Regions from separate parts of the Homo sapiens genome. Here region 1 is linked to region 2. Evidence: chromatin contacts called from ENCODE Hi-C or POLR2A ChIA-PET data. All regions are on one chromosome and are shown on one strand. The core of a region is the stretch at or near the end of the contact, and the rest is flanking DNA. Distances in the headings are between cores, read along the strand shown.

Region 1 (5,311 bases), core at 2,420-4,919, 260 kb after region 2:
CATTCTCTGGTTACCCCAATCGTGTCCAGGTTCTTGTGGCCACTCTCCTTTCCAACGGCTGGGCATTCCCGGGCTGGCCCAGGGCAAGACTTCCCAAAGCCTGCTTCAGGGAGCTGGCCCATCTCCCAGGCCGATTCTGCAGGATAGGAAATGCGTAACCGACGGAAAACGCGCCTGGAAAACCAAGGGTAAACAGGGCGGCAGTGCAGAGTAGGAAGGCGGAGGCGTGGGGAAAGTTTGTGGGAAGGGCAGCCCTTCTGCGGACACGGTTTAGGGAAGCAGATTCCCCTTACATTCGGCAGAGGGGTTTGAAAAGTTGTTACCTTGTAACTCCCGGTCTTTGCCCTTCTCCAAGTTCTCTCTGCTGGCTGCTCTTGCTGGGGGCGGGTGTGCTCCCTTGCAGCCCGGTACAGGGCCCCCAGGGCCCCAAGGGCATCTCAGGAGTGGACCAAGAGTCTCTGCTCCTTTCTGTCAGGTGCCAGCAACAGCCATCCTGCTCTGCTCTCCTTTCTTGCGAATGGGAGTGCCCGGCCCCGATGCTCGTCTAACTCAGGGTCTGTGCTCTTTGGGGTGTTTTGACTCCAGGCCTGTGCAGGCCTCCAAAGCTCCCGGGTGCCTCCAGGGGACTTTCTACCTGCCAGGAGTGAGCAGCTATGGGATTTCCCCCCAATTTACAAGATACACTTTCTGTGCAGCAGGCAGCCTCCAGCATGACCCCCTAGCGGGTCAGAGTGGGCAGGGCTTCAGGCCGAACTCTCCTCTCCAGCGGAGGTCTCAGCTGCTTTGCTGGGGAACAGAGCAGAGGCTGTGACACCAGCTCTGGGCACGCTGGAGGTGCTGGGTCCTCGTGAGTCCTGTGTGCAGCCGGGTTGGGCTTGGCCGTTGCGTGGGGCTGGGAGCGAGTTTACCAGGCTCTGTCTTCAGACAAATACAAGCCAAGCATTGTGCACCCAGCACCCACAAACCGTGTCACAGCCTGACCCTCGTCCCCAGAGAGGGTGTTCTGCAACTTGTGCCAAAGCCAAGAAGGACCAAGAAACTTTTTTTTAATATAAAAAGATCAATGAAAAATTTATTTATAAATTTTTCACGCTGGGCTACAGGTCAATATCGTACACTCAGGAATGTGCTGCACAAACTTTATCCAGTTAGCAGTGATCACCCCGTGACCCACACACAGCTTCGATATAAGCCTAGAAAGTCTTAACATTAATTAACATAATTAAAAAGGTATTTGCATCTAGAAAAAATATACAGAAGAACTCCTTGTGGAGTAATCTGTGCCTCCATTTCAATGTCTGCTTGTTTCACTGACATTATCAATATATTCTTCTCACACAAAGTTTTATAAAAAGCGACGGAGGGCTGCCCGAATACGACCAGCCACGCACAAAGGGCCTCCACCCACCTGTGTCCTCAAGTGCTCCCCATTTCTGCACGAAGGGTCAGCAGCACTTCCATGAAGGGGAAACCTCATTTAAATTTGAATAATTCAGCCTCCCTTTTATTTCTCAGGATCAAAACAACAAGGGGTGTGGGGCTGCATAGAAAATTGGAGCCACAGAAACCAGGAAGGGCGCCTTTCAGGACAGAAAGTGACGCAGGAGAACCTCCCCGGGCCCAGGTCTCGACGCAACCCCTCCCCCACGGCAGGATTTCGGGTTCGAATTGAGTCCTCGAAGCTCTGGGAGGCTAAAAAGGGGCAAAACGATCCTTCAATTAACTCAGCCATTAGCACAAGAGATTCACAGTCTTATAGGTATTTTATAAAAATATAAATATGGGTACACTCTGTTGCCTTCACAACGCTGGATACATCGCCCTTTAAAATTGGGTTTATAACCAAGATTCAAAAAATACACCTAAAACTTGGCTTAAAATATGTTAATATTTTATATTCTGTCATAAATGTTATGACATTTAATTGTGGCAAATCCATTTACTTTTTTTAAAAAAGTGTGCAACCGTTAACTATGATAGAACGCACTAGAAAAGGTAACGAACCTTCACCCACCCCCCCGTGTCCCCGCCACCCTCGAGCGCCAGCGAGCTTCCAGGATCCTGGGGAAACTGCAAAACAAGCCGGTTTGGGGGATGGTGGCCTCATCCAGGAGGGGCGGGGGAGAGAGGCCCTGGGGCTTCCAAAACTCACGGATTTGAGGGAGAGGGAGAAGGAGGGAGGGGGAACAGAACGGGGTGGGGAGGTAGACGCGGGGAGAAGGGAAGGGGGAGGGACAGCACGGGAACACCATCAGGCTGGGCGGTATTTTCAGTGCAACCAAGAAATGGTAGACTCAAGTTTTTAGTTTTAAGACTAGAAAAAAATGCATCACTCCCCCCCATAACCACATTGACCACGCAGTGTTTTCCAAACAAAAAAACCAGGCGCACAAACTCCACCCACAAATGTACACACACAAGATAAATAGTTTAGAACACCAGCAACAGCGAACAGCCGAGCGTCTCCTCGGCCGCGCGCCAGCGGCGCGGACCTCGGACCTCGGGGCTGCTCCTCGGCTGCAGCCGGCATCGGCGCGTCCCGGGCCTGCGGGCGGGTCCTGAAGGCGGCGGCGGAGCGCTCCGAGTCCGCCTTCGGCTCCCGCCGCCCGCCTTTCACCTTCGGGAGAAAACATTTTGCGCAGAGGATCCGGTATCTCGGGATTCCGAACTTGCTGGTTGCGAGACTCAAATTTCAAAAGGGGCTGGAGCCCGCGCCCCGCCCCCACCCGCGAGGCGGCGGGCAGGCGAGCGGGTGGGGGCCGTGGGAAGCTGCTCCGGCCCGGCCGGGCCCGGCTAGGCCGCAGGGAGGCGCTCGGCCGGCGGGGCTGCCGGACCCTGGGGCCGGGACGCACGCGCCGTATTCGCCGTGGCCACGGGCCTTCTGGCGGGGCCTGCGAGCCGGGCGCGCACCGAGGTAGTTGGCGGGAAGGTACAGCAGAGACGACGCGGGCGCAGGGCCGGGGTCCGGGGTCCCGGCGGGCATCACCGGCCGCTGGCCGCGTACTTCGCCTTGGTGATGAGATAGAGCACGATGTCCTGGTGGCCACCGAACGCGGCGATGTGCAGCGCGCTCCAGCCGTCGCGGTTGGCCAGGCGGATGTCGGCGCCGAACTTGACCAGCAGCTTCACGAGCTCCAGGTTGCCGTCGATGACCGACTGGTGCAGCGCCGTCTGGCCCTCGGGCCCGAACGAGTTCACGTTGAACTCGCAGTTGGTCATGTTCTGCAGCAGCGACTGCAGCTCCTGCGTGTTGCCCTTGCGCACAGCCTCCTGGAAGATGCGCTGCGTCTGCGGCGCGGAGCAGGTGGACAGCTCGGCCTGGCTCATGCTGCCGCCGGGCGCGGGCCGCGGGCCGGGCCGGGGCTCAGCGCGGGCGGCGGCTGCGGCGCGGGCCCCCGGCTGTCTCGGGGCGCGCCTCGGCGCATGGAGGGCGCGGCGTCCCCGGGCCCCGCACGCCGCCTCTGGGCGCTCCGGGCGCTCGGGGCCGGGGGTCGCCGCCGCGGGGACCCCGCCGCATCCAGCCGCGCCCGGGTGGGCGACGGGGGCGCGCGCTCGGCTCGCGGGGGCCGGGCCCGGCCGGGGACGGCGGCGCCGCGCGGTCCCGGTCCCTACTCGGTTCGGCTGCGGCTCCCACGCGGTCCCAAGGCGCCTCCCCACGCGCCGCAGCACTAGCTCGCCCGCCGCGCCGGGGCGCCTTTTACCTTCTTTATATTTGCATAACAATGGCAGCCCGTGACGCGCGCGCCGGCGGCCCCGGGATTGGGCCGCGCCCACATGGGGGCGGGGCGTGGGCGGTGCCGTGCGCAGGGGTCCGGGGGCGGGTCCCGGCGGCGGCGCGCTTCGCGGCAGGGGGCGCTGGTCGCCGGCAGCGCCTGGGCGGGGGAGGCCAGGTGGCCGCCGGGGGGGTCCAGCTCCGTCGCCGCCGCCGTCCGCGCGCCCCCCGGGCGCTCCGCGTCTCTTTGCGGTCGTCCCGCCCCTTCTCCCTCCGGCCACCCGGGGAATTCCAAGCTCCCTCAGCAGCCAGACCCAGGCCTTGCCCGGTACCCGAGCGCGACCGCCAGGTGGCCCCGAGGGCGGCCTCTCCCGGGCAGGGGGTTCGCGGGCATCTCAGGCCCGTGGCGAAGGAGAGACCCCTCTGAGCGGAGAGGCGCGCGGCGACCCCGGCCAGCCCGCGCCTCCGGGCTCACCGTCCACGCGGGTGGCAACTCCAGGCCCTGACGTGGGGCCTTCAGCCACGCGGGTCCTTCCCGCGCGCGGGCAGCCTCATGGCCGCCGGCTCAGCCTATGTGTGCCCCAACCGTACTGATGCGAGGGGCCTCCGGCCGGCCACCGCGGCTTCTATCGCCTGGCGGTGAAGGGGGTTCCGCTGTCCTCTCGGGAGGAAGCCCCGGGCCGGGGCGCAGCGGGAGGGTCGGGACCGCGGCCTGCCTCCCTCTGCTGCCCACGCACCAGCATGCGGGACACATAGGTCCTGCCCAGGTGAGCAGGGCTAGGTGTGGCGCCAGGGCCAGAAGGGAATTCTGAAACGCCTGGCTTCCAAACTGTAAAACCCATTTTTATTGACCACTCTAACAATTGACCGGGAGGCACTAGCAGGGGAAGCACAGCGCATTTCCTCATTAGAGTTTTACAGTTTACAACTCGCTGTGGTCGTTGGAAATTAAGGAGGAGTGATTCTCAGGCGCGGAGCAGGAGGCCAGGCAGGCTGGGGCTTGAATTCCTTCTGAAGCCAAGCCGGGAATTCCGCGCAGGCAGCTCTGAGCTCGGGCTGGGGAGACCCCCATGCCAGGCCTTGTCTGAGGAGGCTTCCGCCCACCAGCTCCATGTCCCCACATCCGGCTCCCCACAGGGGTGTGTCCCCACCCCATGCTGTGCCCATACTGGCAGGAAAAACTGGGCAGGCTCCCTTCGGGACAGACCCTGGCTGACCGGAGCAGGGTCCTGAGGCCCTGGGGTCCTCCTGGTGGGCTGGGAACCTCTGTCCCTCAAAGGCACAGCTCAGAGCTCGCTCTGGTCTTCCTGGGGCCGTGATCCCGCTGGTTCTGTTCAGCTCTCTCCTTTGGGCCTCACTGCTTCTCCCAGGAGCTCTCAAGGGGGCCACGGAGGGTGGAGGGGTGCTCCCCAATATGCAGGTGAGGACACAGTGGAGTCCCGGAGTAGGCCCCCAGCAGAACAGAGATGGGCGCTGTGGAGCCCAGGCCCGGGGCAGGGATGGCATGGCCTGGCCTGCCGTGCTCTGCTGGGCACCTTTGGCCTCTTAAGGAGGGGGAGCCGCTGGGCTGCCTGCTGGTCCCTGGTGCTGGCTGTGTCT
Region 2 (5,527 bases), core at 1,958-4,457:
CTCCTGGAAGGGCTGAAGGCAGGGCCCACAGGCATGTGCACCAGGAGGACACCTTGCCCGCCTCTTCAGGGCACAGTCCAGGCTCCCGGGACAGGCGGCTACATCTGGGAAGGAAGCAGAAGGCAGGGCCGGCTCACGGCCCCGCAGGGCTCGGCCCCTGCACACGGCAGCGCTGCCCCAGCCACCCGCCCCCGTCACCCCCCGAGCTGGCCGGGCCTGGTTCTGGCCATTGTTCTGGACATGCCCTTCCTCCCTGACGCCAGGGCTCAGAACCCGGAAGCGAACAGTCCTAGGACTTATCAGAACTACCCTGCCCCACCCCTCCCCAGGGTCCACTTCCAGGCCTGATAGAGCCCTCAGCTCAGAAGCTGAGTCTCGCCGTCCAGGCAGTGCTGAGTTCTCCTGGGCAGGGCCGTGCAGCCCCACAAGCCCAGCCTCCGGCCTCAACATGCCCCACAGCAAGCCAGGAACCCCGTCCAGATTGGGAGTCCCAGAGGGAAGGGCCCAGGTCTGTCTCTGGGGAGCAGCAAACGATGCCGCCAGCGACCTCTCCTTCCCGTGCGGCTCTCCCCAGAACCCGGCACTGACAAGTGTGCAGCCTGGAAGGGATGCTGCTCCTCCAGCCTCTGGCTTGTCCCCCAGGCACCGAGGACACCTAAGATGGAGTCTGCTGACCTCACTGGCCTCAGACACAGAACCCAGGCAGGTCACTCCCAAAGCCACCACACCAGGGGCTGCAGTCAGGGGCCAGGTGGCACCCGAGGGCCTCAGGAGGCCGAGGTTGGCAGTGCTGGGGATGGCAGGCCAGGCCCTAGTTCCCTAGTTCCTAACCACACTTTCATCTCGCTGATGAGGGGCCCAGGCCACGGTGCCAGCTGACACATGTGGCTAATCAGTCTTATCCTGGTGCTGGAGAACGGGGCGAGGGGGCAATGGCCCTCTGCCTCAGTTTCCCCTCTGGGATATAGCTGAGTTGCCTCAAAGCTAAGGAATGTCCCCAGTCACAGCAAGCCAGTGGAGCCAGGGGAACCCCAGCAGGGCCATCAACCCTGCCTGGGGAGTCTGCGGTGGCACCTCTGGCTAACCAGGACTCTTCCTCTCTGCCCAGCCCCACACTGCACACTGCAGGCAGGGCCACGGGGGCCACACGGGGCATCATCCTTCTCCAGACCTTGGTTGGCTGGTTTGGTTTCCTTGGTAACCTGACACTCAGGGCCCTCAGGCTGTCCGCCTTCCTTCAAGGCAGTTCCAGCAGCCGCAGTGGCAGGTGGGCACAGGAGCCAACGCCAGGCACCGCACACCCTCCACAACCTGGGGCAGCAGCCTCCAGTATCAGTGGGCCGGGACTTGGGCACGTTAAACATTAAACCTGTGCCAGCAGGTCCACCTGGGCCCACCCGCCAACTTGGCACCTGGGGAGTGAGGCAGTCCCCGCTCCTGTGCTGATACCCCACCGTCCACCACGCCAAAGGCAGGGGCCTGAGGTACAAAGCTGGCTCTAGGGTCTGGGTTCCAGGCCCCTCCTAGCCCTTTTCCCCAGCCCAGGAGCCTCCATCCCCCACTTCCTCCTCCTGAAAAGAGGTCGCAGGAACAAGAGCAGCTGGACGGTGGCTGGCACACCCCCCTCCACCCGCCAACGTCTGGGCTGCCTGAGGGCCCTCCCTTCCAAGCACTGGGCACTGGGAATGGGAGGAGTTGCCTAGGGAGGGCCCTGCCAGGTCTCCCGGTGAGGCAGACACGAAGCTGCAGAGGCCGGTGAACTGAGGACTGGCACCTGCCACCCACCCGGGCTCAGCACAGCAGCTGCAGCCCCGTTTCCTGAATAGGTGGCCTCCGCCTTTCCTGGCTGAGCACACTCTGATTCTCGGAAGCCTCTCCTGTTCATGCCCACCTCCCATCCAGGGGCACTGAGCCCAGGAGGAAGCCGGCCTCACTCTGGCCCCTTGAGGCCACACACACAGAACCAGGCTGCCCAGGACAGCGCCTCAGCTGTGCCACAATCCACTTAACTTCTCCATGCCTCGGATTCCTTGCCTGTAAAACGGGCTCACAGCACCTCTTCTGCAGGGCTGCCAGGAGTACTGTACGAATGCAGTCGCAAAGTCTCCCAGTTCAGTCCCCCCAGAAAAACGTCAGCTTTGCATCCTGGGTTCCTGCAGGGAGCTCTGCTCTCTGGACCCTCAGGACCCATCTGTGCAGGTGAGAGGGTGTCCCAGGACCCTGGGCTTATCACCCTCCTCCGGAGTCCACCTGCAGCCCTCAGTCCCAAAGACAGAATGCCAGTGCCCTCGAGGGCAGGGGATGCAGGCGGAGGCTCTGAGGCTGCAACAGTCTCCCTCCTATTGAAGCTAGAACAGCACCCCGAGCCTGCGCCATAAGTGCCCCCAGAACTTCAGCGCCCACCATGGCGCACAAGGCCGGTGCCCAGCGCCACCCAAGGCGTGAGGACAGGCAGAGCAGCACTGAGGCCCCGACCCCGGGACGCGCACCGGCAGCGAAGCCGGCGGGCACTCAGGGCCAGCCCCACACCCGCAGGAGCCCCGAACACGGAGACACAGAGACGCACACAGGCAGACTCCCGGCGGGCCCGCCCAGAGCCAGATGGCCGCGGCGCGGAGGCCTGAGCCAGACGCGCTCCCGGCGGAAGAAGCCATGAATGTAAGGTACGCCTCTGGGAACCGGCAGAAGCCCCATCCGGCGCGGCCTTTTGGAGGCTCCGCGCTGCGCCCTCCGGCCAGGCCTGTTTATTCCATCGTGGGCGAGGCGGGGCCCCCGCCACCAGCGGACCAGGCCTGCAGGGCCTGCGGGCCTGGGCAGGACGAGGGCGGCGGCGCCCGGCAACCCGGTCCCCGCCCGGCGATCCCGGCCCCGGGGCGCCCCGCGGCCTGCGCCCAGCGCGCTCGCTCACCCGGGTGGCCGGCGGCGGCTCCACGCAGGGCGGCGCCGAGGACGAGGCCGGAGAGCAGCAGCCGCAGCAGCCGCAGGTGCCGCGGGGAGGGCGGAGGCAGCGGCGTCGCCATCCTTCAGCGCCGCCGCCGGGGCAGCATGGCACCGCGAGGCCAGGGGCTCGGCGCGGGCTCCGGGCTCCGCGTCGGGAGCAGCGGAGGCAGCGGGGGAGGACGCAGGAGGAAGAAGAGGCGGATGCCAAGGAGGAGGAGGAGGAAGAGGAAAGGCACGGGCGGCGGCGCTGACGCTGCAGCAAGGATCCGGGATGGAGGCGCCGGCGAGGCGCGCACGCGGAGACTGCGCCTGCGCGCTCCACCTGAGGGGGCGGGAGGGCGGCTCCAGACTGCGCCCCCTCCCCCTGCTCCAGTTCTGGTCCCCTCTCCGGGCCTCGCTGGACCTCTCTCGGCCTCAGGGTGTCTCGGCACCTGCGGTCTCTGGGGCCGGTGCGGTTCCCAGAAGTCCGGCTGGGTTTGGGCCGCGGGTGGGCTTCTCCAGGATGCGCTCCCTTCTGGCCTCTTCCCGGTAGGACTCCGAGCCCCTCACCCGCACCCGCGATGGGGCAGAGGACCTGTGTGGGCCTAGCCTCGCGAGCGCACAGAGACACAGGAGCGCCGGGCGCACGCAGACAGGTGCTCACGAGCTGGGCAGGTGCACAGGAAGGCACAGGTGTGCCCACAGAGGCAGGGGCACCCCCACTCGCGGGAAAAGCAAATACAGGAACACAGAACGGCCCCGGCCCCGACTGCAGCTTTGGCTGGAGCCGCGGCGGCCGCGCTCAGTGAGGCCACCAGGGGGCAAGAGTGATCCGGAGCCACTGAGGACCGGAGCTGGGAGCTGTCCAAGGTGTTCAGGGTCCCCAGGTGACAGCCCTTTAGCTCCCTCAGGACAATGGGCATCTTTTTTTTTTTTTTTCTTTGAGACAGCGTCTCTGTCGCCTAGCCTGGAGTGCAGTGGTGCCATTTCGGCCCACTGCAACCTCCACCTCTCGGGTTCAAGTGATTCTCGTGCCTCTGCCTCCTGAGTAGCTGGGATTACAGGCGCGTGCCACCATGCTGGGCTAATTTTTGTATTCTTAGTACAGACGGGGTTTCACCATGTTGCCTCAGCTGGTCTTGAACTCCTGACCTCAGGTGATACGCCAGCCTCAGCCTCCCAAAGTGCTGGGATTACAGGCGTGAGCCACTGTGCCCAGCTGACAACGGGCATCTCTGATGCCCCCCTTGCACCTCACCTGTTGCCTCCCAAGAGCACGCCCACCCCATCCCACTAGAAACCTCCTTTGACTAGTCATTCAGAGAACAAGAGTGAGACCTCCAACCCGGGGTGTCCCCTTGGTCCTTCCAGTCTCAGAACTCCAAAGCTGGGGCTGGCTGCCCTCAGGTTTATCAAATGACTTTAAAAAAAAATGGTGAAGAGGGGAGGGAAGAGCAGAATAAGAACCACCACCCTCCTCGCCAGGGCACTGAGCATAGAGACAGTGTCTAAGCTCACTTCCCAGGAAGGTGAGGAGGCGAGTGGGCAAGACCAGGCCTTCCCATCCTGGAGAAAACTGGCTTGGGGAGGGGCTGCAGGGCCTGGCTGGGGCTGCAGGATGCCTTTTGGAGGTGCAGGACACTCAGTCCCAGGTGAGAAGGGCAAGGTGCCCTGTGCCATTGCATGGCTCAGCTCCACAGCCAGGTTCTGTGCAAGATTCCTGCCTATGGGTCCTGGTCCTGATCTCATCTCCCACCCCTGTGCCACCTCCTGATGTGGGCCTGCCCTCCCGCCAGTCTCTACCAGCACTGACTGCCCCCTAGGAAGCCGCCTGGCTGGCTGCCACCCACTCTCCGCCACCTCCCTGACCTCTACCCTCACCCCCAGGCTCACTGTACCAGGACCCAACCTTCAGTCTGGCCTTGGTCACCAACGCAGATCTGGATGTGATGGTTTTGGGGAACTCTGCTGGCCAGAGAAGACTCAAGGGCCCAGGAACATTCCCTCGGGCCAGCCATCCTGCAGCTACTCTAGGCTGCCACGGCACACCAGGGCAGCAGCCAGTGCCCCAGGCCTGGCTCCAGAGCAGAAGGCAGTAGGGAGGGATGGTGTCCACCCTCAGGACCAAGGGCAGGCCCGTGCGGCTAGAACAGCGGGAAGGTGGGGGCACAGGCCACAGCAAGGATGCCCCACCCCACAGACACTCTCCTTTCACGTCTCTAGGAAAAACTTTTTATTACAAAATTTTTACAAGTAGGTGCTGGGCTGGCTGCCAGCCCGTGGGCTGTGACCCTCCCCAGTACAGACCCAGACTACACAGAAGGAGCCTCTAAGGGCTGATTCTCAGGACCAAGGCCCCACTCTCTGGAGACCCAGCCCTGAGGAGGAGGAGGAGGAGCACGGGGCCTGCAGTGATGCCCAGGCTGAAGCGGGCTGGAGGGGTTCAAGGAGCTGGATTGAGCGCTCTTTGCCCACCCAGGCTCCTGTGGGTACCAGAGTCTCAGTTCCTATTTCCTGGGCTGCCTTAGGGGCAGAGACGCTGAGGGTGGGGTGGAAGGATGGAGAAGACAGTGGTGGGGTGGAGCGGTGGGGGATAGAGGGTGGGTGG

Evidence for each region. A loop is a pair of places that touch in the nucleus more often than their neighbours do. ChIA-PET counts read pairs that join two places held with the same protein, here RNA polymerase II (POLR2A). Pooled maps may share reads with other maps.
Region 1: a loop to region 2 is called in a pooled map, with 2.5 times the contacts of the local background. The contact joins the promoter of NRARP here to the promoter of NPDC1 in region 2. A Hi-C loop is called at or near these places in 1 of 50 pooled maps. POLR2A ChIA-PET finds 5 or more read pairs at or near these places in 2 of 52 experiments (B cell and activated B cell).

Annotation. Positions count from the first base shown.
Region 1 is chr9:137,298,602-137,303,912 of GRCh38, forward strand. It overlaps NRARP (NOTCH regulated ankyrin repeat protein), which reads right to left and starts at 3,670. Exons shown (of 1, transcript NM_001004354.3): 1 at 1,030-3,670. The coding sequence starts at 3,327. The coding sequence ends at 2,983. RefSeq lists enhancers at 276-1,169, 2,969-3,887 and silencers at 2,528-2,577, 2,698-2,757, 2,828-2,907, 3,590-4,229.
Region 2 is chr9:137,042,970-137,048,496 of GRCh38, forward strand. NPDC1 (neural proliferation, differentiation and control 1) reads right to left here and starts at 3,208. Exons shown (of 9, transcript NM_015392.4): 1 at 2,909-3,208; 2 at 1-104. The coding sequence starts at 3,020. It overlaps ENTPD2 (ectonucleoside triphosphate diphosphohydrolase 2), which reads right to left. Exons shown (of 9, transcript NM_203468.3): 9 at 5,138-5,527. RefSeq lists an enhancer at 3,273-3,942.